Regions from separate parts of the Mus musculus genome. Here region 1 is linked to region 2. Evidence: chromatin loops called from intact Hi-C (ENCODE). Cell type or tissue: left cerebral cortex. All regions are shown on one strand. Links, peaks and the distances in the headings refer to the core of each region. The heading gives the core; the rest is flanking DNA. Region 1 has its middle 65 kb from the start of Gm35545. Region 2 has its middle 140 kb from the start of Hira.

Evidence for each region. Peaks named below come from ENCODE experiments on the same cell type or tissue, not always from the same donor. Only the 100,000 strongest peaks of a DNase experiment are listed, where the experiment ranks them.
Region 1: it touches region 2 in a loop (5-fold over the local background); 9 of 42 quality-filtered maps call a loop at or near these places.

Annotation. Positions count from the first base shown.
Region 1 is chr16:19,146,781-19,159,876 of GRCm38, forward strand. It overlaps Igl. Among named protein-coding and RNA genes, the nearest start is that of Gm35545, 65 kb to the right of the region's middle. In left cerebral cortex, for the core only: no CTCF peak of the experiment used is centred there; no DNase peak of the experiment used is centred there.
Region 2 is chr16:19,005,610-19,018,705 of GRCm38, forward strand. It overlaps the pseudogene Gm18747. Among named protein-coding and RNA genes, the nearest start is that of Hira, 140 kb to the left of the region's middle. In left cerebral cortex, for the core only: no CTCF peak of the experiment used is centred there; no DNase peak of the experiment used is centred there.

The DNA.
Region 1 (13,096 bases), core at 4,263-6,762, 140 kb after region 2:
CTTGTAACCAGCAGGGGGCACTGTGAGGCAGTCTATGTTTACAGTAAACTAATCATCATTTACTGAAAGGAACCTGGCTATAGAAAAGATGCCATCTGTTCACTGATTAGGAATCAGCAGCTGAAACTTCCCTAGCCTGGAAGGGTCCTTGATGCACACCTTCTCTTTGCTCAGCAGGAACTATCTCTTGACAGGTCCCCAGGATATAAGTCAACCTCCATTGTCCTAAGTGTTTGTGAGTTGAGCATTAGCACTAAGGCTGGGGGAGGAGCAGAGGTAATCATGAATGGAATCACATTGCAGGAAAGCCTCTGGGTCTGGCATGAGGAAGGGATACAATGAGAACCTAGGCAGGACCTCCCCATTCTAAAGGTCAGGATCAGTGTCCCCCATGCTGTGGTGTATATTCTTCTTCCTGCTCTTCCCTCAAGTCACAGGTAGGGATGTACACCAACTCATCTCCATTCCTACTCCATGTTCCAGACCCTGACCAGCAATCCATGGGAACATCTACTGTGGTCTCCACTACACTTATTGTTTCCATGCTCCCTCTGCTAAGCTGTGCTGACTCAGCTGCCCTCATTGTTTATCTTCTGGAGCATTTGCCACACTCATTAGCAGCATGGGCAGTGGCTTCACTATGGGAACGCTGCTTCTTTGCCTTCAGTAGAACCCAGGGAGATTTCCCTAAAATCTCATGAACAGCTATACAAATTTCCCACGCTTCCTCAGGGGACTTCTGTCAATACTTGGATTCCAAGTGTCCTCAGAATATACAGGCATATTGTTTCTGGGATACAGCTGAGAATTGTTACTGTATTATGTGTCATGCAAATGGTGCAAGGCAGTTCACATCACAGTGTTTTAGTCAGTGCAAAAGATGAGAAGAAAAATTTTAGGTTTACATACCCTGTGTTTCTTGACCACCATGTACGAAAAAATTTCCAAATGGAAAATCTATAATAGTATAAAAAGTCTGGGAATAAGGAAAAAAAGATATGAAATTATTTTTCCTATAACAAAAGATATAATAGAGATATTCCCAGGAAGACATGGAGAGATGTCTTAATTGAGTCTAGGGGCATATGTCATTTTATATGAAGCCATTAGCTAGAGTGCCTATCATTATCGAAATCATGGTGAAGGCTGAAAGCAGGGTCAGATCATATCCGTGTGTTCACACCAAAGTCAAATTTAACTCCCCAAACCATAGCTATTCTGAAATTTGCCTTCTCCATCTCTTTTGTCTGGATCCAATGCATTTATTTTCATATTCCAAGTAAGCCATTTCCTTCTCATTTTAACTCTAAGTTTTTCTCATTGTGTTTGGATTTTAGTATTCCTCAATAAAGATAGTCTCTTCTTCATAGTAAAAGGCCCTCATGCATTTTCTTGGGATCCAGTCAGGGCTTTTCTGTGTCTACTTCCAGATCTGATTTCAAAACCCCTAATTCCAATTGTAGTCATTATTTTAGAAACAAACCATATGTCAAATGGAACCAGAAGCAGAAGCCAAGAAATGTGCATTATATTTTTGATTTGATAGCCATATTTCCCTTTGTGAAATATTTCTGTACTTTTAAGACACGGGACTGGTGTTAATATTATGAGAATTGCAATGTTCTCCACTGAAAGGAATCTATAACAAACTCTGGCCTCTCAAGTCTCAAGAAATATCATGAAAAAGAAGGCAGAAAAAAAAGTTAGAACCAGAGGTCATATTGCTGTGAAATGATGTCCTGTAGACATAACACAACTGTTCACATAGGAACTCACAGCAGCTGTGGTTGCCAAGACCTACACAGGTAATACTTGAAACATGGACTGGGGAAGGGATTCTGAGGCTCCTCCTCTAACAGAGAACCTATCTATAATTTATGGCCATTGTAGAGGAGTTGTTTTTTATCAGATGACTATGTCATAGTGGATGAATCTACACACAAAATATATGGTAAATAAAATATGACTTTAACTCATTAGGTAGTTTAAAAAATGAAAAGGACATTAAAGAGGTATGAAAATCTTTGTGACTACAATGGAGGTGTATGTACTGTATGGTGTGTGTGTTTCTATTTGCACATACATTTGTGGGTGGAGTTGCATAAGCCAATATATATGCCTGTGGGGGCCATAGCATGACAAAAATATCTTCCTCTATTATTCTCCACGTTATTTATTATTTAAAAATTTTTAATTTGAATATATTTTAATAACATTATTTCCCTTTCCAAAATCTTTCAAAATCCTTGCTCCATCCCCACCCAAGCAATATTGAGTTCTTTCTCAAAACCACAGAAACATATACAACAAGCCTATTCCACTGAGGCCAGACAAAGAAGCCCTCTGCTACATATGTGCTGGGGGCCACAGATTAGCCCATGTATGCTCTTTTGTTGGTGGCTTAGTCTCTTGGAGCTACCAGGGTCCAGGTTAGTTGATACTGTTGATCTTCCTATGTAGTTGCCATCTCTTTCAGCTCCTTTGATCCTTCCCCTAACTCTTACATGGGGTTCCTGACCTCAGTCCAATGGTTGGATCTAAGTATTTGCATTTGTCTCAGTCAGCTGATGGTAGAGTCTCTCAGAGGACAGCCATGCTAGCCTCCTGTCTACAAGCACAAATGACAGCAGTAATTGTGTCAGGGTTTGGTGCCTGTGCATGGAATGGATCCCAAGTAGGGCAGGTCACTGGATGGACTTTCCTTCAGTCTCTGCTCCAATTTCCCAGCCGTATTTCCTTCTTCAACTTGAAGAAGTTTTTGTCATATAAGTCTTTTATTTGCTTAATTAGAAATTCTCCAAAAATATTTTATATTGTTTGAGATTATCATGAAAGCTCTTGCTTCCCTTATTTTTTCTTAGACCAGTAGTCATTTGTATATAAAAAATGTCCCTGATTTTTGTGAGTTAATTTAGTGTCCAACTACCTTGCTGAAATTTTTTATCAACTGTAGGAGTGTCCTATTGGACTTTCCTGGTCACTATGTATATTATTATACCATCTGTAAATAATTATCCTTTGAATTCTTCTTTTCGACTTCCTATCCACTTGACTTCCTTCAGTCATATTATTGCTTTATCTAAAACTTCAAGTACTATATTTAGTAGGTATGGAGAAAGTGGGCAACCTTGCCTTGTTCTTGATTTTAGTGTATTTTGCATTGATTTTCTCTTCATTTAAGTTGATATTGGCTATAGGCTTGCTGTAAACTGCCTTTATTATGTTGAGGTGTATCCTTTGTATCCTTCATCTCTCCAGGACTGATATCATGAAGTGATGTTGGATTTTTGTCAAAGGCATTTTCTGTAACTAATGAGATATTCATGTGGTTTGAGTCATTCAATTTGTTTATATAATGGCTTGCATTTACCTATTTATATGTGTTGGATCATCCCTGCATCTCTGAAATGAAGTCTATTCGATCATGATGGATGATATTTTTCATGTGTTTTTGGATTTGTTTGTATTTTACTGAAAAAATTTGCGTCTATGTACATAATGGAAATTGGTCTGTAGTTCTTTGTTGGTTTGTTATATGGTTTGGGTATTAGGGTAACAGTAGTTTTTTTTTTTTAATGAATTTAGATTTGTTTCTTCGGGTTTTATTTTGTGTAATAATTTGAAGAGTATTAGTGTTAATTCTTTGAAAGTTGGTTTGAATTCTGGATTAAAATCCTCTGACCTTGATATTTATTGGGGTGTTGAGACATTTAATGCCTACTTGTATTTCAATAGGTATTACAGATATGTTTAAATTGCTTATTTGATCTTGATATAACTTTGACAATCTTAAGTGTTTGACAGTCTTATGGATTTTCTCATCATAGATGGAGAAAGAAACACATTCCAATGATAAAACTCCGATGAACTGTGCTCACCCCCCCCCAGCAGAGACAATTCATTTCCCTATGTGTGGCTTTTCTGTCTCATATACAGGAGGTGCTAGCCATAGTTCTGCTGGGGTTACCCCACACTCATGACTCAGAGAATCCCTAGTCACAGCCCAAGCGATCTGACCACTTAGAAGAGAAGCAATAGTGGTTTCTATCTAATCTGTACTCCTAAAAATCTGTAGGAATGTGGTCCTACATGTAGCCATGTTTATCTTCCAATGTCTTCAATATGTTTTCCAATATACTTAGCCCAGTTCATGTTGGAGTGTAGTTAGCAAATCCTAGTGTGCACTGCCAATGAGATCTCCTATATCCATAGTGTACTGGAGGTTCAAGGTTGTTGCTACCACTAAAGAAAGGGCCAGGGGTTGGAATCTTAAAAATCAAAAAGTGAAGAGAATCAGGGCATGCTGGATCCAGTGGTCATGACCAAAGGAATTAAGGTATAGCTACTATGTGAATCCTCTGTTTAGCCATAGATAGTGCATTCAGCACCACTTAAGCACCCTGGCTTCTCTACCTCCATCCCCTGGATTCTTGTCTCTCGTGCTACCAGGGATGCAATCTTATTCTCTGCTTAGGCTGTGATCTATGCCCTATGAGTGGGTGCTCGAGACCAATATATGGAACAGGAGAGTAAAAAGAGGTACTATCTGGTTTTTACCCTGAGGGAATGAGAAGAATATGATTTTGGGTAGACACAAGGCAGTATTTGGTATAGGAGACTTGGATGCTGATAGAACTTAAACTAAAAAGGGGAAAAAACAGTTTTAGTTCTTGTATGTGATTTTTAGCCCAGGGCAAGAACTGATGGGTCACAAAGCACACAACCCAGAAGGCTGCTGATAGCAGGGCTCAGGGGGCTCAAGGCCAGATGAACAAGTACAAAAGACTATTTCTGGCCAGATTTACAAATTTGAAAAGCCCCAGCATGAAACGAGATGCCACTAGCATCTTTTTTTGTCTTTTTAGTGTGTAAAATCACAGGGTCACTAATGACCAAAATGGACACTTAGAAATTTTCTAAGGCCAACATCAGGACCATCATCCCATTGCAGCAAAATCCCCAAAAGTAAGACAAAATTAACTCCCAAGTATTTTGACTTCTAAACCAGGCCCTTATATCTGATGAGTCAGGCAAACATCCAGGAACATAAGATATATGCCTGTGGTCACACAAGGTGTTTAGTGTAGAGTGTTACCCTCTTCTGGACAATGGACATACTTGCATGGAAGTTATTTCCATCTACCATGAAAATACCATGAAGAGCTTTACCTCATTTCAAGGGTGTAGAAATTAAATAGTTACAAGATCAGATGTTGATAGGGTCTAAGCTACAGGTAGTATGGCTTGTGGTAAACAAATAAATTGTTAAATGTGTGGAAGGTCAGCTGCAGAGAGTTCAGGATAGTCCAGAGGACTGTTATTTCTGTAGAAAATGTTGGTGGACATCCAGTAATATATACTGCTCCAAAGTTCATCAGCTCTTGACCCCAACTAAGCTACTCACTTTCCTTGGTAAATCTGTTGCCTTTTTGTACAATGTTTTCATTAAGAATAAGTCCCAGAGGATGGATTTGGAGGTTGAAAGAGATGTTACCTACATTGTTTTTGATATATGGGTCCTCTTACTAACCCTAGTCACTACTATCATCACTTAGGACCCTGACTAGACCTGTTCTCTAACTTTTTTAAATGATCTTCAAGTATTAACATTCCTTCTTTGAGGATCACCTTCAAGTTTTCCCAATGAGGATATCAGTAAATCCCCAGATCTCATATATCTTGGAAATCATAGAATTGTTCTAGGGTAGGGTGCATTGTGGATGTCGGATTCAGGCCTGGTAAGACAGAAATGCCTCAAATGTAGAGGACAAAATGAGAGATAGGACAAGGTGTGTGTGTGTGTGTGTGTGTGTGTGTGTGTGTGTGTGTGTGTGTAGGGGTGGACCTATTTGCTTTTTCCAGGTTTGCTCAACCTGATTTCTGTTGGCCACTTTGGAAATCCCCAAGCTAAAGTTAGTTCTGTGTTGACTTAAACAAAAACTCAAGGTCACAAAAAGAGAGAAATAAACAGAAGTGAAACCAAGCTGATGGTAAGCAAAGCATGACAAACAGAACCAGATGTGGGCCTTGAGAAGGAAAAGGCCATTTTGATTGTAGTTGAATGTGTCTCTCATAGGTAGGACTATCAAGTCAACATTACATCCCTTCAAAATCCAAGCAATAGTCCTAAGGCCTGATGCTGCCATCCACCTGCCTATGTCCTCACATTCCAAGCTCAGCCTTTAATATTAAAATCCTGGAAGTCTAGGGCAAATGAAGTTTTAGGACCAACCACTTTTCACTTTGCATGTTAGTAGGGTACCAGAGAGGAGTTGACTGGATCAGAACTATTGAGTTCTGTCTCAATTTCCTAACTTGGAAATAAATGGATAACTGAGTGAACAAGCACAAAAAAAATCCCTGTTTCTTGAAATTCTGTGAAAATGACACACGATTTCAGTCCTTCATAACTTTGTCTCCTGTGCCCACAGATTGGGACTTCCTCCTCATAACCCAGATATTCTGCTTTCATGACTTCATCACAGAGATATCACGTGGCCTAAGTGACATGGAGACTCAAAGCTAGAGTTTTATTATTTTCTTTGGTGTGTGTGAAAAAAATTGGGGGCCACTTGTTTGTCACAGTAATCATGTTTTGTTATTTTTTTTTGGTGTGTGTGTGTGTTTGTGAAAAATGGTAGGGGCCACTTGTATGTCACAGTAATCATGTGGGGGCCAAAGACCAACTTGTTAGAGTTTATTTCATCATTGAGTCTCAGAAAGTGGATTAAAAGGAATGTTTACTCTGCTGAGCCATCTCACTGGCCCCTTAGGGTACACTTTTAACAAGAAAATTATATACACTTTCACAGGGGCTAAGTTGCCTTGGAGAAGGGACTAGATGAATGTCTACAGCAGTGAAGAGGGTCCCATGGGCACATGAAAAGGATAATGTCTCATCTTTATTTAATGACATTATTTCTTACAGAGAATAATCTAGAAAGAGCCACACCAACACACTTTCAGGGTGCTTTATAGGAAAAACCAGATTTTTTTTATTAAAAAAATGAATTTTATGTATATGGATGTTTTGTTAACAAGTATGTCTCTATCATATGCATGTGTGTTGCCCAAAGAGTCCAGAAGAAGGCATTGGATCACCTGAACTGGAGCTATATTTGTGACTTATTACGTGGATAGTGTGAATTGAATCCAAGTCTCCTGAGAGAGCAGCCCATCCTCTTATCTACTGAGCCATCTCTCCAGCCCAGAAATTTGTTTCTACATGTTTTCTAGTTTTTCAAAGAACATGTTTTATAATTATAAAACAAAAGCATGGGGTGATTTAATAATCATTATTCTCTTTTTGAGAAAAGCTGCCAATGCATATGTAAAAGCATGGATACTGTGTTACTTTCAAGAGGTTAAAAGGTGAGCTGTGAGCTAGGTACATGGGTTTATTAATATAATTCCAGGACTTGAGAAGCTGAGACAGGAGGGTGATCCAAAAATACAGATTCAAGATGAACTATATTACAATATCTGTTACACACACACACACACACACACACACACACACACATATATATATATATATATATACATACATACATACATAATTACATGAATAAGGATATGAGATGTCTTTGTATGCCTTTGTCTGTGCCTATACTTATGGTTTGCATCTATGGCTAACTAATGTGGATGCCTGTGGGGCAGAAATTTAGGTGATATTGGTTTTCAATTTTTATCTACATAAAAAATATAAGATCATATTTTTGGCAAACTATGAAAAGGTAGTTTTATGCCTTTTAGTCTTTTTGCTCCAGATCAGTTAACATTAAACAAACAGTACTGTGATTTGGTTCTTTCTGTATTTTGTGTCCTTGACATTAATTTATATGGTTGTATTGCTCACTGTCAATGCCACAAGAAGTGCCAGCATACAGTTCTCCACTCTGTTGTCCATTAGATATGAGTTTTTGTGCTCAGGAACAGAACCCTAGGGATACCAGTCAGAGGCTTAGTGCAAGAGTTTCTCTGGGGACACCTGTCAAAACAAAACACTTTTTTTTTTTTTACTTTGGTTAAAAAGCAGAGATGGAATTAGAGAGACAGCTTAGCATTTATCACCTGCAATTGATTCCCAACATTCAAATAATGGCTCACAACTCTATACATCCCATTTCCAGGTAACTGATATCCCATTCTGCCATCTATTGGCAGTGCATGCACATAATACAGAAACATACATACAGGCAAATATTCACACACATAAAATATAAATACATAAAATATGCCTTTGATATTAGCTATCAATTGCAGATTACTTCTTGGTTAGCAGGATGCTTTCTTATCCACTTCTTTTTCTCAGTGTGGGAGACCTATCTGGCATGAATCTGTGCAGGTCCTATACATACAATCACAGTTTCTGTGAGTTAATATGTGAATCAGTCCTGTAGTATCTGGAAGACAGTTTCCTTCAATTCATCTGTCTCATACAATCTTTCTGACCCTTATTCCACATAGATTCCTGAGCCTTGAGGGAGGAGTTTGATGATAGCCTTTGGCAAAGAGAAAACCTATTTTCTACAATTGAGAGTCATTGCATATCAAACACACTCAAGGGTAGGCACCATGATTAGACCAACACAAAATGAACTCCATGATACTGCTTAAGTGTCTTTGGGAGCAATTTTTGTTTCATTTTTGGTACTTTTTGTTTTGCTGATTTTTCACTTGTTTTGATTTTGATTTTTATGTTTTTTTTTTTTTTGAGAGGGAAGAGATAGGAAAAAACAAAATTTGGGTGGGAGGTGGGAAAGTTCTGGGAGAAGTTGGAGTAGGAGAGAATATAATCAGAGATATTGTATAAAAAGTTAAATAAAATAAATAAAATCTCAAAAATTAAAAGATAAAATAGACATAGCTTAATGTATTTTTTATCATAAAAGGTGGTGAAAGGTTGTTTTTAAATAAAGCATAAAACATAGGAAGAAGAACACCTCCCACTCAGCTTCATGGTCTCACTCTTGTACATGTTTGAGTCTTTCTTGACTCAACCTTGCTTTAAAATCAGACTGCACAGATATCAATGTAATAATCTGTTACCTAGTGCTTAAGGTAGGCAGCAATTAAATGGTGTTTCCATGTGATGTGTTTCCAATTTTAATATTAGTTAGCATTGCTAAGAATACAACCAAGACCTCAGTAACCCTGAATTAAAATTCAAGAACAAATGGCATCAGCCTTAAATCCAGCTTTGCACAGGGAACTGCTGCTGTCTCCCTTTGCTCTCTGACTCCAAAATGTCACACAAATCTCTCCCAACCTTCCTCAAATTTACCTCATCCCATTATCTTGGCCCCCTAACACCAGCACACATTCATTGGGACCATACCAGCAGATTAAGACAAGGAAACAGAGCCCATCCATCCTTCCAGAGAGGGCCTTTAATATTTCAGCATAGCTGAAATACAAGAAAAATATCTTAAAACCATGTGTATGAAGATGATAGAGGTACTTGAAGAGGAAATTAATACATACCTTTAAGAAAGCCTAAAAACACAGCACCAGACCCCCCCCCCAAGCACACAACCTAGAATACAAAACATGGAAGAATCTCAGGCATTGAAGATACAACAGAAGAAACAGATACATCAGTCAAAGAAAATCATAAATCTAGAAGCTCCTAAAACCCAACATCTAAGAAGACTGGGACACTATAGAAAGACAAAATTTAAGAATAAAAGCAATAGTGGAAGAAGAATCTTAATTCAAAGGTCTAGTAAATATTTAAAAAAAACAGAAATAAAAATTTTCTGGTATAAAATAAAAGATGTCTATGGGGGGAGGTTCCCTAGTCATTTCTTGATTGGGTCAATGAGGACGGCAGAAGCCAATCGTTGGGTGAAGATATAGAGGTGAAATTTCTGAATCCCAGAAGGAAGAGGAGACAATATACAGAAAGGGGCTTTCTGGCCAGGCTTGGGAAAAAGGAACATGGATCCTGGGGCTTGTTAGAACCAGTGGTATTATTTGGGAGAGAGCATGAATACCATGTAGGCCCAGGAGCTATTAATGCCAGTTGTGGCCTCTGCTACCAGAAGTATTCTGATATAAGATAGCTGGTTAGTTTAGGACAATAGATTCGGCACCCAGTGGTTGTGTTATCTGGCTGGCTTAAAAATAATAAGGCTTTCTAATGTTTTCCATCTGCAGTTACTCAGAAGGGCAAGAGAAAGTGGGCTGTTGGGGTGGTTGGTCAGTGGAATGAGAGTGGTAGCTCCAGGCATTCTCAGGAGGGATAGTTGTTGGGCAGCCTAGTAGAACCAGCTTGAGGAATGGGCCGGGTGGAAGTGGAGCCAGTGGTGGTTTGATCTTGGAGCTAAGTTGTGAGGTGCTGTGGTACTGGGTAAGAAGACCAGGCTAGGAGGAAGTGTGCTTTTTAAAATCACATGGAATAGATGCCTATAAATGTACAAGAAGCATAAAGAACAGCAAGTAGATCAGGCCATAAAATAAAATTCTCCAACTAAATAATAATCAAAATTCTAAACATACAGAACAATGAATTTATTTATTTATTTATTTATTTATTTATTTATATCTCAAATGCTGTCCCCTCCCAGCCCTCCTTATGGTTTCTTCCCCATTCCCCATCTCCTTCTTCTCTGACATGGTGTGACCCACTGGGTATCCCTCTACCCTGGTACATCAAGTATCTGCAGGATTAGGTGCATCCTCTCCCACTGAAGCCAGACAAAGCAGTTCTGTTGGGAAATGGATTCCACAGTTAGGCTACAGCTTTAAGGACATCCCAGGATCCAGTAACTGGGAGATCCACATGAAGACTGAGCTGCACATTTGCTACAAATATGCCCGGGGCCTCAGTCCGACCTTTATTCTTTTTGCTTGGTGACTCCATATCTTCGAGAGTTCCCAGGGGTCCATGCTTTTTTTCTCTATTGGTCTTTCTGTGGGGTTCTAACTCTTTAAGAGCCTTCAATTCTTCCTTCAACTCTTCCATGAGAGTCCCTCAGTTCCATCCAATGTTGGCTGTGAGTATCTGTATCTGTTTCAGTCAGGTGTTGGTTAGAACCTAGCAGTGGATAGTTATGCTAATCTCCTGTCTACAAACATAACAGAATACTATTAACAGTGTCAGTGACTGGTGCTTGCCCATGAAATGGTTTCAACTTGGACCAGTTATTGGTTGGTCATTTCTTCAGTCTCTAATCCATCTTTGTCCTGGCATTTCTTTTAGAGGACAAATTTGGGTCAAAAGTTTCATGGGTGGTTTGGTGTCTTTATATCACCACTGCTGGTCCTGTCTGATGACAGGAGGTAGCCTGTTCATGTTCTATGTCTCCACTGTTAGGTATTTCAGCTAAGATCAAGGCACATTGACTCCTGGGAGCTTTCCACATCCCAGGTCTCTGGAACTTCCTAGATATGCCCTCCATTCCCTGACCCTTGGCAGTTGCAGATTTCCATTAATTATTCTTGCCCTCTGGCCTGGTCTCCTGTCTCTCCCCATACCTGATCCTGACACCCCAATTCTCCCCATCCCCTCTCCAACCCAGTTACCTCCCTCTTTCTACCTCCTATGACTATATTATTCCACCTTCTAAGTATCCTTGTATGAGCATTCCTTCATGTTTAACTTCTATGGGTGTGTGGAGTATAGTGTGAGTATTCTGTACTTTATGGCTAATATCCACTTACCAGTATATACATACCATGCATGCCCTTTGGGGTCTGGTTTTGGGTTACCTAACTCAGGATGATATTTTCTAGCTCCATCCACTTGCCTGTAAAATTTATGATGTTCTTGTTTTTAGTAGTTGAATAGTATTCCATTGTGTAAATGCACCACATTTTCTATATGCATTCTTCTGTTGAAGAACATCTGGGTAGTTTCCAGCTTCTGGATATTATGAATAAAGCTGCTATGAGCATACTGGAGCACATGTCTTTGTGGTATAGCTTAATGTAGAAGAATTCAAATAGAACCATATTTATCACCCTGTACAAACTGAAGTCCAAATGGATCAAGGATCTCAACATAATACTGGATACACTAAATCTAATAGAAGAGAAAGTGGGAAGTGGGAAGTATGCTCGAATGCATTGGTACAAGAGACAATGTTGAGTGTAGTATCATGCTAGCACCTTTTGCTCCTGGAGGTGGGCTGAGCTACCAAGCCCCACCTGGCTTCCCTTGAATTCTCAGACAAGACATACACACAGTTTGTTTCTTTACAGCTTGCCTTCTTGGCACAATGTGTGGGACTGATATCTCCTGCCTGTAAAAGTGTGCCATTACCAATTTATTATCTCCATATCTCCACTTGCACTAAACTTCACTGGCTAGTCCCACTTAGCCCAGTGAAAAATCCCTAGCCACCTGCCTTTAGACGTAGCCATAGACTCTTGCTCCCCCTGAGACCTCACATGGTTGCTGTGTTCATCTCTCCTTCCTTTCATCTCCCTTTTTCTCCTGTTACCCAGAATTCCTACCTGTACCTTCCACCCAGCAATTTGTCCACAGTTTTCTTTACTGACAAATTAAGAACCATTTGGAGAACAGGGCCATAGCATCAGAACCACCCTTCAGACAATTTCCTGGACAGAACACCAAATGGCTCAGGTTCTAAGATCAACAATTGATAAATGGGACCTCATGAAACTGAAAAGCTTCTGTAAGGCAAAGCACATTGTCAATAGGACAAAATGGCAGCCTACAGATAGGGAAATGATCTTCACTACCCCTACATTGACAGAGGGCTTATATCTGAAATATGTAAAAAACTCAAGAAGTTAAACTCCAACAAACTAAACAGCCCAATTAAAAATGGAGTAGAGAGATTAACAGAGAATTCATAACAGAGGAATCTTGAATGGCAAGTAGCATTTTAAGAAATGTTCACCATCCTTTGTCATCAGGGAAGTGCAAACAAAATGACCCTGAGATTCCACTTTACACCATTCAGAATGGTTAAAATATAAAACTTAAGCAACAGCACATGCTTATGAGGATGCAGAGAAATGGGGACACTCCTCCATTGCTGGTAGGATTGCAAACTTGTACAATCACTCTGGAAATCAATCTGGTGGGTTCTCAGAAAATTGGAAATAGTTTTTTTATATTAGA
Region 2 (13,096 bases), core at 5,877-8,376:
GAATGTGGTCCTACACGTAGCCATGTATATCTTCCAATGTCTTCAATATATTTTCCAGTTCATGTCTTGGAGTGTAGTCAGCAAATCCTAGTGTGCACTGCCAATGAGAGCTCCTATATCCATAGTGTACTGGAGTTCCAAGGTTGTTGCTACCACTAAAGAAAGGACCAGGGTTTGGAATCTTAAAAATCAAAAAGTGAAGAGAATCAGGGCATGCTGGATCCAGTGGTCATGACCAAAGGAATTGAGGTATAGCTACTATGTGAATCCTCTGTTTAGCCATAGATAGTGCATTCAGCACCACTTAAGCATCCTGGCTTCTCTACCTCCATCCTCTGGATTCTTGTCTCTCATGCTACCAGGGATGCAATCTTATTCTCTGCTTAGGCTGTGATCTATGCCCTATGAGTGGGTGCTCGAGACCAATATATGGAACAGGGGAGTAAAAAGAGGTACTATCTGGTATTTACCCCGAGGGAATGAGAAGAATATGCTTTTGGGTAGACCCAGGGCAGAATTTGTTATAGGAGACTTGGATGCTGATAGAACTTAAACTATGAAGGGGAAAACAGCTGTAGGACTTGATTGTGATTTTTAGTCCAGGGCAAGAACTGAAGGGTCATAAAGCACACAACCCAGAAGACTGCGGATAGCAGGGCTCAGGTGGGTCAAGGCCAGAAGAACAAGTACAAAAGACTATTTCTGGCCAGATTTACAAATTTGAAAAGCACCAGCATGAAATGAGATGCCGCTAAGTATCTTTTGGGTCTTTTTATTGTGTAAAATCACAGGGCCACTAATGATCAAAATGGACACTTTGAAATTTTCTAAGGCCAACATCAGGACCATCATCCCATTGCAGCAAAATCCCCAGGAGTAAGACAAAATTAACTCCCAAGTATTTTGACTTCTAGCCCAGGCCCTTATATCTATCTGATGAGTCAGGTAAACATCCAGGAAAATAAGATATATATACCTGTGGTCACACAAGGTGTTTAGTGTAGAGTGCTACCCACTTCTGGACAATGGACATGCTCACATGGAGGTTATTTTCATCTACCATGAAAATACCATGAAGAGCCTTATGTCATTTCAAGGGTGTAGAAATTAAATAGCTACAAGATCAGATGTTCATAGGGTCTGAGCTACAGGTAGTATGGCTTGTAGTAAACTAAATAAATTGTCAAATGTGTGGAAGGTCATCAGCAGAGAGTTCAGGACAGTCTGGAGGACCGTTATTTCTGTAGAAGGTGTTGGTGGACATCCAGAGATATATACTGCTCCAAGTTCATCAGCTCTTGACCCTATCTAAGCTACTCACTTTCTATTGTTAAATCTGTTGCCTCTTCTGTATGAGGTTTTGATTAAGAATAAGTCCCAGAGGATGGATTTGGAGATTGAAAGAGATGTTATCTGCATTGTGCTTGACATATGGGGCCCCTTACTAATCCCAGCCACTATTATAATCACCTAGGACACTGCCTAGACCTGTTCTCTGATTTTTTTTTATGACCTTTAACTATTAACATTCCTTCTTTGAGCACCACCCTCCCAGTTTTCCCAATGAGGATGTCAGAAAGATCCCCAGATCTCATATATCTTGGAAATCATAGAATTGTTATAGGGTAGGGTTGATTGTGGAGGTAGGATCTAGGCCTGGTAAGATAGAAATGCCTCAGTTGCAGAGGATAAAATGAGAGATAGGACAAAGTGTGTGTGTGTGTGTGTGTGTGTGTGTGTGTGTGTGTGTAGGGGTAGACCTATTTGCTTTTTCTAGCTTTACTCAACAAGATTTCTGTTGGCCACTTTGGAAATCCCCAAGCTAAAGTTAGTTCTGTGTTGACTGAAACAAAAACTCAAGGTCACAAAAAGAGAGAAATAAACAGAAGTGAAACCAAGCTGATGGTAAGCAAAGCATGACAAACAGAACCAGGTGTGGCCCTCGAGAAGGAAAAGGCCATTTTGATTGTAGTTGAATGTGTCTCTCATAGGTAGGACTATCAAGTCTACATTACATCCTTTCAAAATCCAAGCAATAGTCCTAAGGCCTGATGCTGCCTTCTATCTGGCTTCATCCTCATATTCCAAGCTCAGCCTTTAATATTAAAATCTTGGAAGTGCAGGGCAAATGAAGTTTTAGAATCAACCACTTGTCACTTTGCATGTTAGCAGGGTACCAGAGAGGAGTTGACTGGATCAGAACTATGGAGTTCTATCTCTATTTCCTAACCTGGAAAGAAATGAATAACTGAGTGAACAAGCACAAAAACCCCAGTTACTTGAAATTCTATGAAAATGACACATGATTTCAGTCCTTCATAACTTTATCTCCTGTGTCCACAGATTGGGACTTCCTCCTCATGACCAGAAATTCTGCTTTCAGGACTTCATCATGGTGATGTCACATGGCCTAAGTGACATGGAGACTCAAAGCTAGAGTTTACTTTTTAAATTTTTATTATTTTGTTTCGTGTGTGTGCGTTTGTGTTTGAAAAATTGGGGGCCACTTGTATGTCACAGTAATCATGTGGGGGCCAAAGACCGACTTGTTAGAGTTTATTTCATCATTGAGTCTCAGGAAGTGGATTAAAAGGAATGTTTAGTCTGCTGAGCCATCTCACTGGCCACTCAGGGTACACTTTTAAGAAGAAAATTATATACACTTTCACAGGGTCTAAGTTGCCTTGGAGAAGGAGCTGGATGGATGTCTACAGCAGTGAAGAGGGACCCATGGGCATGTGAGAAGGACAATATCTCATCTTTGTTTAATGACATTATTTCTTACAGAGAATAGTCTAGAAAGAGCCACACCAACACACTTTCAGGGTGTTTTCTAGGATAAACTAGATTTTTTATTAAAAAATTAACTTTATGTATACAGATGTTTTGTTAACAAGTATGTCTGTATCATATGCATGTGTGTTGCCCAAAGAGTCCAGAAGAAGGCATTGGATCACCTGAACTGGAGCTATATTTGTGAGTTATTATGTAGGTACTGTGAATTGAATCCAGGTCTCCTGAAAGAGCAGCCCATCCTCTTATCTACTGAGCCATCTCTCCAGCCCTGAAGTTTGTTTCTACATGTTTTCTAGCTTTTCAAAGAATATGTTTAATTATAAAACAAAAGCATGGGGTTATTTAATAATCATTATTCTCTTTTTGAGAAAAGCTGACAATGCATCTGTAAAAGCATGGATACTGTGTTACTTTGAAGAGGTTGAAAGGTGAGATGTGAGCTAGGTACATGGGTTTATTAATATAATTCCAGGACTTGAGAGGCTGAGACAGGAGGGTGATCCAAACATACAGATTCAAGATCAACTATATATCAATATCTGTCTCACATAAATACGTATACATATACATAATTTCATGAATATGGATATGAGGTGTGTATGTATGCCTTTGTCTGTGCCTATACTTATTGTCTGCATCTATGGCTAACCACTGTGGATATCTGTGGAGCAGAAATTTAGGTTATATTGGTTTTTAATTTTTATCTACATTAAAATATAACATCATATTTTTGGCAAACTATGGGAAAGAAATTTTATATCTTTTAGTCTTTTTGCTCTAGGTCAGTTAACACTAGACAAACATGTATTTCCTGTCTGTTCACATATTTACTAGAAGAACTCTGTATTTGGTGTTACATTGAAAACAAGACAGAAAACCATCCATCTAAGTCTTAATCCTTAAATCAACATTCATTGGCTTGATTGATTATCAGAGAGATGTGGAAAATTATCCATTGTCTTTGTTTACCTACAGTTTGCATGGTCTAAGAAATTTTAGGAGACTTTCACCTATGTCTTCATTTGGTATCTGTTCTCTAAGCATCATGAAGATAGCCACCATTATTTTTTGTTCACTTCCCACTTCTTTATCCAGTTCTGTGAGTGTAATATTATAGTCTAAAACTAAACTAAGAGAAGCTGAACCACTGCTGTTCTGAACCACCCTGCCACCTTCATCCCCACATTCCTCTTCCAACGGCCACATTGACCTAAGTAAAGCTTTTGATCCAAAAAGATTTGGAATGTTTCAGGTCTCTAAATATTTCATTTCACACTGAGAAGCACTCAATGGCTCTCAATAAGTAGTTCAAAGAATGGGAAAAAAAGAAGATGAAAGTAGGAAGGAAAAGAGTGGTGGGTGAATGAATGTATAAGTGGGCAATTGATTAATGGATGGGTGGAAGAATGAATGGAAAAGTTGACGATTTACAAATGCATTACAAATGCATCTGTGTGGACAGATGAAGAGATGAATGGTTGGATGAATAGTTGAGTGATAAGGGAAAGGCTGTATGAAAAATGGATGATAGATTCACAGATGGATAAAAGGATGGGTTTATGAATAGAGGGCTAGATGGCTGAATGACTAGATGGTTGAACAAGAAATGCTTGGATGAACAAGTAGTTTTTAGAGTTCATAACTATGTGGATAATTGAATGAGTGAATAAATTAATAACTGACTCTAGGGTGTCTGTTTAATATCGTAATCATGAGAACAGAAAACTGGGAACTCTTTATAAAGACAATAAAATTAATATTTAAGTTCAAATTTCAGCTCTAATTTTGTTTTGGATATGACATAGGCTAATTCTTTAACATATAAGATTTATCTCTACTGTAAAATAGTGGTGTCACTGCCTACCATATCTACAAAATGCTTAAAACATGTTTGCACAAAGAAGCAGTGGGGTTTTCTCGGGTGAAATGTAGGCATTGCCAAGATCTTGGAGCTCATTAGCGGACTCCTCTAGGAATGGGGTTTAAACTATAAAAAAAACCCTGATGATGAGATCCCAGAATGGCCTTGTTTGAATATTGGATCCATCTCTTGCATCTGTGTTTGTCCTCTCTGCACACTTGTATATGGCATGGTAATGGTGACAGTGACATCCAAACTCAGACTTAGGTAAGGTTTAGGTGGGGTAATGGTGCACTTTAGTGAAGAAATGATGGATTCAAGGCCTTGGTCACAAAGAAGTCAAATCTCTTTACCCTATTCTAGGGTGCACTGAAGTCCATAATTTAGAGAACTGATTCAGAAACTCAAACCTGGGGAAATATAAAATATATAATATTCAGTGCACCTATTCTAGGGTGCACTGAAGTCCATAATTTAGAGAACTGATTCAGAAACTCAAACCTGGGGAAATATAAAATATTAAAAGGGAACTGCCCTTTTCGAGACTGTGTTTTGTGGGGAGAATTAGGTATCTTCACAGGAAGAAGAACCACTGTGCTCTAACCTAACACGTTCATTTTGGAGACTGATCTTCAAACCTCATGCAAATGCACTCTATTTAGGACATAGCAGTGTACAGACTTCTGGCCCCCTGGGATATTCTTCCCTCCTAGAATCAAGTAGTTAAATTGGAATGGCATATTTCTGATAGTTACTGTTCTCTGGATCAGCACTTCCTAGCAGGGACCATATTTGCATGGTGTAGAATGATGGTGGAAAACCTCCAACCTTTGCTTTAAAGACAATTGCTATTAGAAAAGGATTTAATGAAAAAAATGCTGGGAGAAAAAAAGAGCCAGAACCAAAACAGTCTTGGCTCATTCTCCCAAGAAATGAAAAATATGTAATTCATAAGTGCATACTAACAAAAAACAAACAAAATGAAAATATTGCTGAAACAAAGGTAATGAATGTTATTACATAGTAATGAAACATGCTGATGGCCAAAGGTCCTGGTGGAAATCTTTTAGGAAGGGTATCAGTAACCTTAAGAGATGGAACTCTTCTATCACTACAGCCTTCCCAGAAAGAAGTTAGTTGCCTCCAACGTCTCCATACTCCATGCCCAGGTGAAGGTGTTTATTCTGTTTTCTCCTAACAGAACTTTTTCTTTTTTTGGCCTGGCTAGGTTCTGATATTGATGGAGGTTAGATTAGGCTGGTCATATTTACTGTGGTTTGGTTCTTTCTGTATTTTGTGTCCTTGACATTCATTTATATGGTTGTATTGCTCACTGTCAGTGCCACAAGAAGTGCCAGCATACAGTTCTCAACTCTGGTGTCCATTAGGATATGAGTGTTTGTTCTCAGGAACAGAGCACCAGTGATACCAGTCAGAGGCTTAGTGCAAGAGGTTTTCTGGGGACACCTGTCAAAGCAAAACACTTTGTTTATTTTGGTTAAAAAGCATAGATGGAGTTAGAGAGAAAGTTTAGCATTTATAACCTGCAGTTGATTTTCAGCATTCAAATGATGGCTTACAATTCTGTAAATCCTATTTCCATGGAACTGTTATCCCATTCTGGCCTCCATTGGCAGTGTATGCACATAATACACAGACATGCATGCAGGCAAATATTCCTACACATAAAATATAAATAAATAAAATATGCCTTTGATATTAGCTATCAATTGTATTTCATTTCTTGGTTAGTAGGATGATTTATTATCTACGTCCCTTTTTCAGTGTGAGGGACCTATCTGGCTTAAACCTGTACAAGTCCTGTTCACATTACCACAATTTCTGGGGTTCATCTGTGAATGTGAATCAGTCTTGTAGTGTCTGGAAGATACTGTTTCCTTCAATTCATCTGTCTTACACAGTCTTTCTGCCCTTTCTTCCACATAGATCCCTGAGCCTTGAGGGAGGAGTTCGATGATAGCTTTTGGCAAAGAGAAAACCTATTTTCTATAATTGAGAGTCATTGGATATCAACCACACTTAAAGGTAGGAACCATGGTTAGAAGTAGTAGGCCAACCCAAAATGAACTCCATAATATTGTGTAAGTGTCTTAGGGAACAATTTTTGTTTTAGTTTGTTTGATTTTTGGTATTTTTGTTTTGCTGGTTTTTCACTTGTTTTGATTTTCATTTTTGTGTTTTGTGTTTTTTGGAGAGGTGAGAGACAGGAGAAAACAAAATTTGGGTAGGTAAGGAGGTGGGGAAGTTCCGGGAGAAGTTGGAGTAGGAGAGAATTTAATCAAATGATATTGTATAAAAAATAAATAAAAATGAATAAAAATCTCAAAAATTAAAAGATAAAATAGAGATAGCTTAATGTGGTTTTGATTGCAAAAAGTGGTGAAAGGTTGTTTTAAAATACAGCATAAAATGTAGGAAGAAGAACACCTCCCACTCAGCTTCATGGTCTCACTCTTGTATATGTTTGAGTCTTTCCTAACTCAACCTTGCTTTAAAATCAGTCTGCACAGATATCAATGCAATAATTTGTTACCTAGTGCTTAAGGTAGGCAGCAATTAAATGGTGTTTCCATGAGATGTGTTTCTAATTTTAATATTAGTTACTATCGCTAAGAATACAACCTCAGTAGCCCTGAATTAAAATTCAATGACAAATGCCTTCAACCTTAAATCCAGCTTTGCACAGGGAACTGCTGCTGTCTCCCTTTCTTCTCTAACACTATCCCCAAAATATCATACAAATCTCTCCCAACCTTCCTCAAGTTTACACCATCCTATTATCTCATCCCCAGCACACATTCATTGGGACCATACCAGCAGATCAAGACAAGGAAACAGAGCCCATCCATCCTACCAGAGAGGACCTTTAATATTTCAACATAGATGAAATAAAAGAAAAATACCTTAAAACCAAGTGTATGAAGATGATAGAGGTACTTAAAGAGAAAATTAATACATACCTTTAAGAAAGCCTAAAAACATAGCACACACACACACACACACACACACACACACACACACACACACAAACACACACACAAGCACACAATCCAGAATACAAGACATGGAAGAATCTCAGGCATTGAAGATACAATAGAAGGAACAGATACATCGGTCAAAAAAATCATAAATCTAAAAACTCCTAAAACAAAACATCCATGAAGACTGAGGCACTATGGAAAGACAAAACTTAAGAATAAAAGCAATAGGGGAAGAAGAATCTTAAGTCAAAGGCCCAGCAAATATATATATATAAAAACCATAGAAACAAATTTTTTTCTGATCTAAATTAAAAGATGTCTATAGGGGGAGTTTCTGTAATTGTTTCTTGATTGGGTTAATGAAGATGGCAGAAGCCAATCGCTGGGTGAAGATATAGAGGTGGAATTTCTGGATCCCAGAAGGAAGAGTAGACAAGATAGAGAAAGGGGCTTTTTGGCCAGGCTTGGGAGAGAGAGAGGAACATGAACCCTGGGGACTGTTAGAACCAGTGGTGTTATCTGGGAGAGAGGAGCATGGATACCATATAGGCCTGGGAGCTATTAGAATTGGTTGTGGCCTCTGCCACTGCAAGTATTCTGATATAAGATAGCTGATAAGTTTAGGACAATAGGACAATCCAGTGGCTGTGTTATCTGGCTGGCTTAAAAATAATAAGGCTGTCTAGCGTTTTCCATCTGCAGTTACTCAGGTGGGCAAGAGAAAGTGGGCTGCTGGGGTGGTTGGTCAGTGGAATGAGAGTGGTACCTCCAGGCATTCATGGTTGTTGGGAGGCCTAGCAGAACCAGCTGGAGAAATGGGCCAGATGGAAGTGGAGCCAGTGGTGGTGTGATCTTGGAGCTAAGTTGTGAGGGGCCATGGCATTGGGAAAGGAGACCAGGCTAGGAGCAAGCATGCTTTTTAAAATCATAAGGAATAGATGCCTATAAATGTACAAGAGGCATATAGAACAGCAAATAGATCAGGCCATAAAATAAAATTCTCCCACTAAATAATAATAAAAAATCTAAACATACAGAACAATGAATGAATGAATGAATGAATGAATGAATGAATGAATTTATACCCCAAATGTTGTCTCCTCCTGGCCCTCCTTACAGAGTATCTCCCCTATTTTTCATCTCCTTCTTCTCTGACATGATGGGACCCACTAGGTATCCCCTTACCCTGACACATCAAATACCTAGAGGATTAGGTGCATCCTCTCCCACTGAGGCCAGACAAGGTAGTTCTGTTGGGAAATGGATTCCATGGTCAGGCTTCAGCTTTAGGGACATCCCCAGCTCCAGTTACTGGGAGATCCACTTGGAGACTGAGCTGCACATCTGCTACAAATGTGCCCGGGGCCTCAGTCTGGCCTTTATCCTTTTTGCTTGGTGGCTCCATCTCTGTGAGAGTTCCCAGGGGTCCAGGTTTTTTTCTCTATTGGTCTTTCTGTGGGGTTCTAACTCCTTAAGAGCCTTCAATTCTTCCTTCAACTCTTCCATGAGAGTCCTTCAGTTCCATCCAATGTTGGCTGTGGGTATCTGTATCTGTTTCAGTCAGGTGTTGGGTAGAACCTATCAGTGGATAGTTATGCTAATCTCCTGTCTACAAGCATAACAGAATATCATTAACAGTGTCAGGGACTGGTGTTTGCCCATGATATGGTCTCAATTTGGACCAGTCTCTAATCCAACTTTGTCCCATTATTTCTTTTAGACAGGACAAATTTTGGGTCAAAAGTTTCATGGGTGGTTTGGTGTCTTTATACCTCCACTGTGGGTCCTGCCTGACGACAGGAGGTAGCCTTTTCATGTTCCATGTCCCCACTGTTAGGTATCTCAGCTAAGATCATCCACATTGACTCCTGGGAGCCTCCCCCATCCCAGTTCTCTGGAACTTCCTAGAGATGCTCTCCATTCCTCCACCTTTGGCAGCTGCAGATTTCAATTCATTTTTTCTGTTCTCCTGTCTTTCCCCATACCTGTCCCTGACACCCCAATTCTCTCCCATCCCCTCTCCAACGCAGTTACCTCCTTCTTTCTGCCTCCTATGACTATTTTATTACCCCTTCTAATTGAGATTCAAGTATCCTTGTATGACCCTTCCTTCACACTTAACTTCTATGGGTGAGTGGAGTATAGTGTGAGTATCCTGTACTTTATGGCTAATATCCACTTACCAGTATATACATACCATGCATGTCCTTTTGGGTCTGGGTTTGGGTTACTTAACTCAGGATGACATTTTCTAGTTCCATCCACTTGCCTGTAAAATTTATGATGTTCTTGTTTTTAATAGTTGAATAGTATTCCATTGTGTAAATGTACCACATTTTCTATATACATTCTTCTGTTGAAGAACATCTGGGTAGTTTCCAGTTTCTGGATATTATGAATAAAGCTGCTATGAGCATACTGGAGCACATGTCTTTGTGGTATAGCTGCATGTAGAAGAATGCAAATAGAATCATATTTATCTCCCTGTACAAACTCAAGTCCATGTGGGTCAAGGATCTCAACATAATACTGGATACACTAAATCTAATAGAAGAGAAAGTGGGAAGTATGCTAGAATGCATTGGTACAAGGGACAATGTTGAGTGTAGTATCATGCTACTACCTTTTGCTCCTGGAGGTGGGCTGTGCTACCAGCCCCCACCTGGCTTCCCTTGAATCCTCAGACAAACACACACATACAGTTTTTTCTTTATAACTTGCCTTCTTGGCACAATTTGTGGGCACTGATATCTCCTGCCTGGAAAAGTGTGCCCTTACCAATTTATTATCTCCATATCTCCACTTGTCCTAAACTTCACTGGCTAGTCCCACCTAGTCCTGTCAAACATCCCTAGCCACCTGCCTATAGTTGTGGCCATAGACTCCTGCTCCCCCCTGAGACCTTACATGGTTGCTCTGTTCATCTCTCCTTCCTTTCATCTGTCTTTTCCTCCTGGGACCCAGAAGTCCTGCCTGTACTTTCTACCCAGCAATTGGTCCACAGCTTTCTTTACTGACAAATTAAGAACCAATTGGAGAACAGGACTGTAGCATCAGAACTGCCCTTCAGACAATTTCCTGGACAGAATGCCAAGTGACTCAGGTTCTAAGAGCACCAATTGGTAAATGGGACCTCATGAAACTGAAAAGCTTCTGTAAGGAAAATCACATTGTCAACAGGTTAAAATGGCAGCCTACAGATAGGGACACGATCTTCACTAACCCTACATTGACAGAGGACTAATATCCAAAATATATAAAGAACTCAAGAATTTAAACTCCAACAAACTAAATAGCCCAATTAAAAATGGGGTAGAAAGTTAAATAGAAAATTTACAACAGAGGAATCTCAAATGGCAAGAATCACTTAAAGAAATGTTCACCATCCTTAGTCATCAGGGAAATGTGATCAAAATGCCCTTGACATTCCACTTTACACCAATCAGAATGGTTAAAATAAAAACCAGCACATGCTTATGAGGATGTGGAGAAAGGGGGACACTCCTCCATTGCTGGTAGGTTTGCAAACTTGTACAATCACTCTGGAAATCAATCTGGTGGGTTCTTAGAAAATTGGTAATAGTTTTACCTGAAGACCCAGCTAAACCTCTCTTGGGCATATTCCAACTAATGTTCCACTGCACCACAAAGAAAGAATTTTAAAAGCTGAAAGGAAAAAAAGATTACGGAACACATTAAAGCAGACCTATTAGAATTACACATGATTTCTCAATGGAGACTCTAAAAGAAGCTAGAGGTCCTAGACAGATGTTCTGTATACTCTAAGAGACCACAGATTCCAGCCCAAACTACTATATCCAGTAAAAATTTCAGTCAGTATAGAGAGATATAATAAGATATTTCATGGTAAAGCCAAATTTAAAGAATACCTATCTACAAATTTAGCCCTTTAGAAAGTGTTGTATGCCAGGCAGTGGTGGCGCATGCCTTTAATCCCAGCACTTGGGAGGCAGAGGCAGGTGGATTTCTGAGTTCGAGGCCGGCCTGGTCTACAGAGTGAGGTCCAGGACAGACAAGACTGCACAGAGAAACCCTGTTTAGAACCCCTCCCCCCCAAAAAAAAATAAAAGAAAAAGAAAGTGTTACATGAGAAACCTAAGAACATTAACTGCATTTATAAAAACACAGGCATTCAATAATTTTATACCAACAAAACCAGAAGGGAAACATGTACACACTACTACTACTACTACTACTACTACTACTACTACTACTACCACTACCACCACTACACCACAACCTGCACCATGGCCAAAATAACAGGAATCAGTAATTATTGATTATTGCTATCTCTCAATATCAATAGTCTGGATTCTCCAATCAAAACACACTGACTAACAAAATGCATGGATCCTTCCTTCTGCTGCATCCAAGAAATACACCACAACATAAAGGATAGAGTTTAGGGTAAAGTGTTGGGTAAAGATATTCCAAGAAAATGTATCTAAGAAGTATGCTGATAGAGCCATTTTAATATATAACAATATTCAATTCAAACCCATACAAACCAAAAGAGATAGTGAAGGACATTATGTACTAATCAAAGGAAAAAGCCACCAACATGACATTTAAGTTCTTTTTTTTTTTTAACAGATAAGTTTATTATACAATGTTAAGGGTTTAGTTAGCCAAACTAAAAAAAATTAGGTGACTGTCTACTGCAAACTTCACCTTCACTTTCAATCATTTAAAATGACTTGACTAAAACATGATAAAAAAAGCATATAAATAATACCAAAGTCTTTTAAAACTGGCCTTCCACATGCTATTTCTTGGCATAGGTAATCTTCATGGCATGGGATCGCATGATCTTAAATCCTTAAAGAGCATCTCTGGCAGCTCCAGCCTGCCCATCATTTTCAAATTCTACAAATGCAATGTTATATCTCCTTGCTACCATGCTAAATTCCTTAAAACCAGGGAACTGGTTTAATGGCACAGATAACGTTATCTCACTCATCTCTTCTGGTAACTTGTTAAGAAATAGGATTTAGTTTCAGGTAATCAGGGACCAGAGGATTTGGTGCTGCATTTCCTTGGGTATTAGCTGAATTTGATGGTCTCTGAACAGCCTTTTTATTTACAGCTGCTGCAGCCTGTTGCATGGTTTTAGCTTTCTTTTTTCCTTGTCAGTAAAAGTGCCACACATATCAGAATATGTTTTTGTATACTGAATTCTCATTGGTTTACTGTAAAACTGAAACACTTAGAACTGTCTCAAAGCATTTGTGGACATGTCCAGTCCCTTAATATAACAAACTCCTATTCCCTCATCTTCATGGTCTTTAAAGGTACAATATACCATATGTCCAAACTTAGAAAGCAGGACATATAGGTATCTATTCACTTCTTATTTTGTAATTTTGTCATGCATGTTGTTGATATAAATTGTGAGATTTGTTCTGATATCCATATT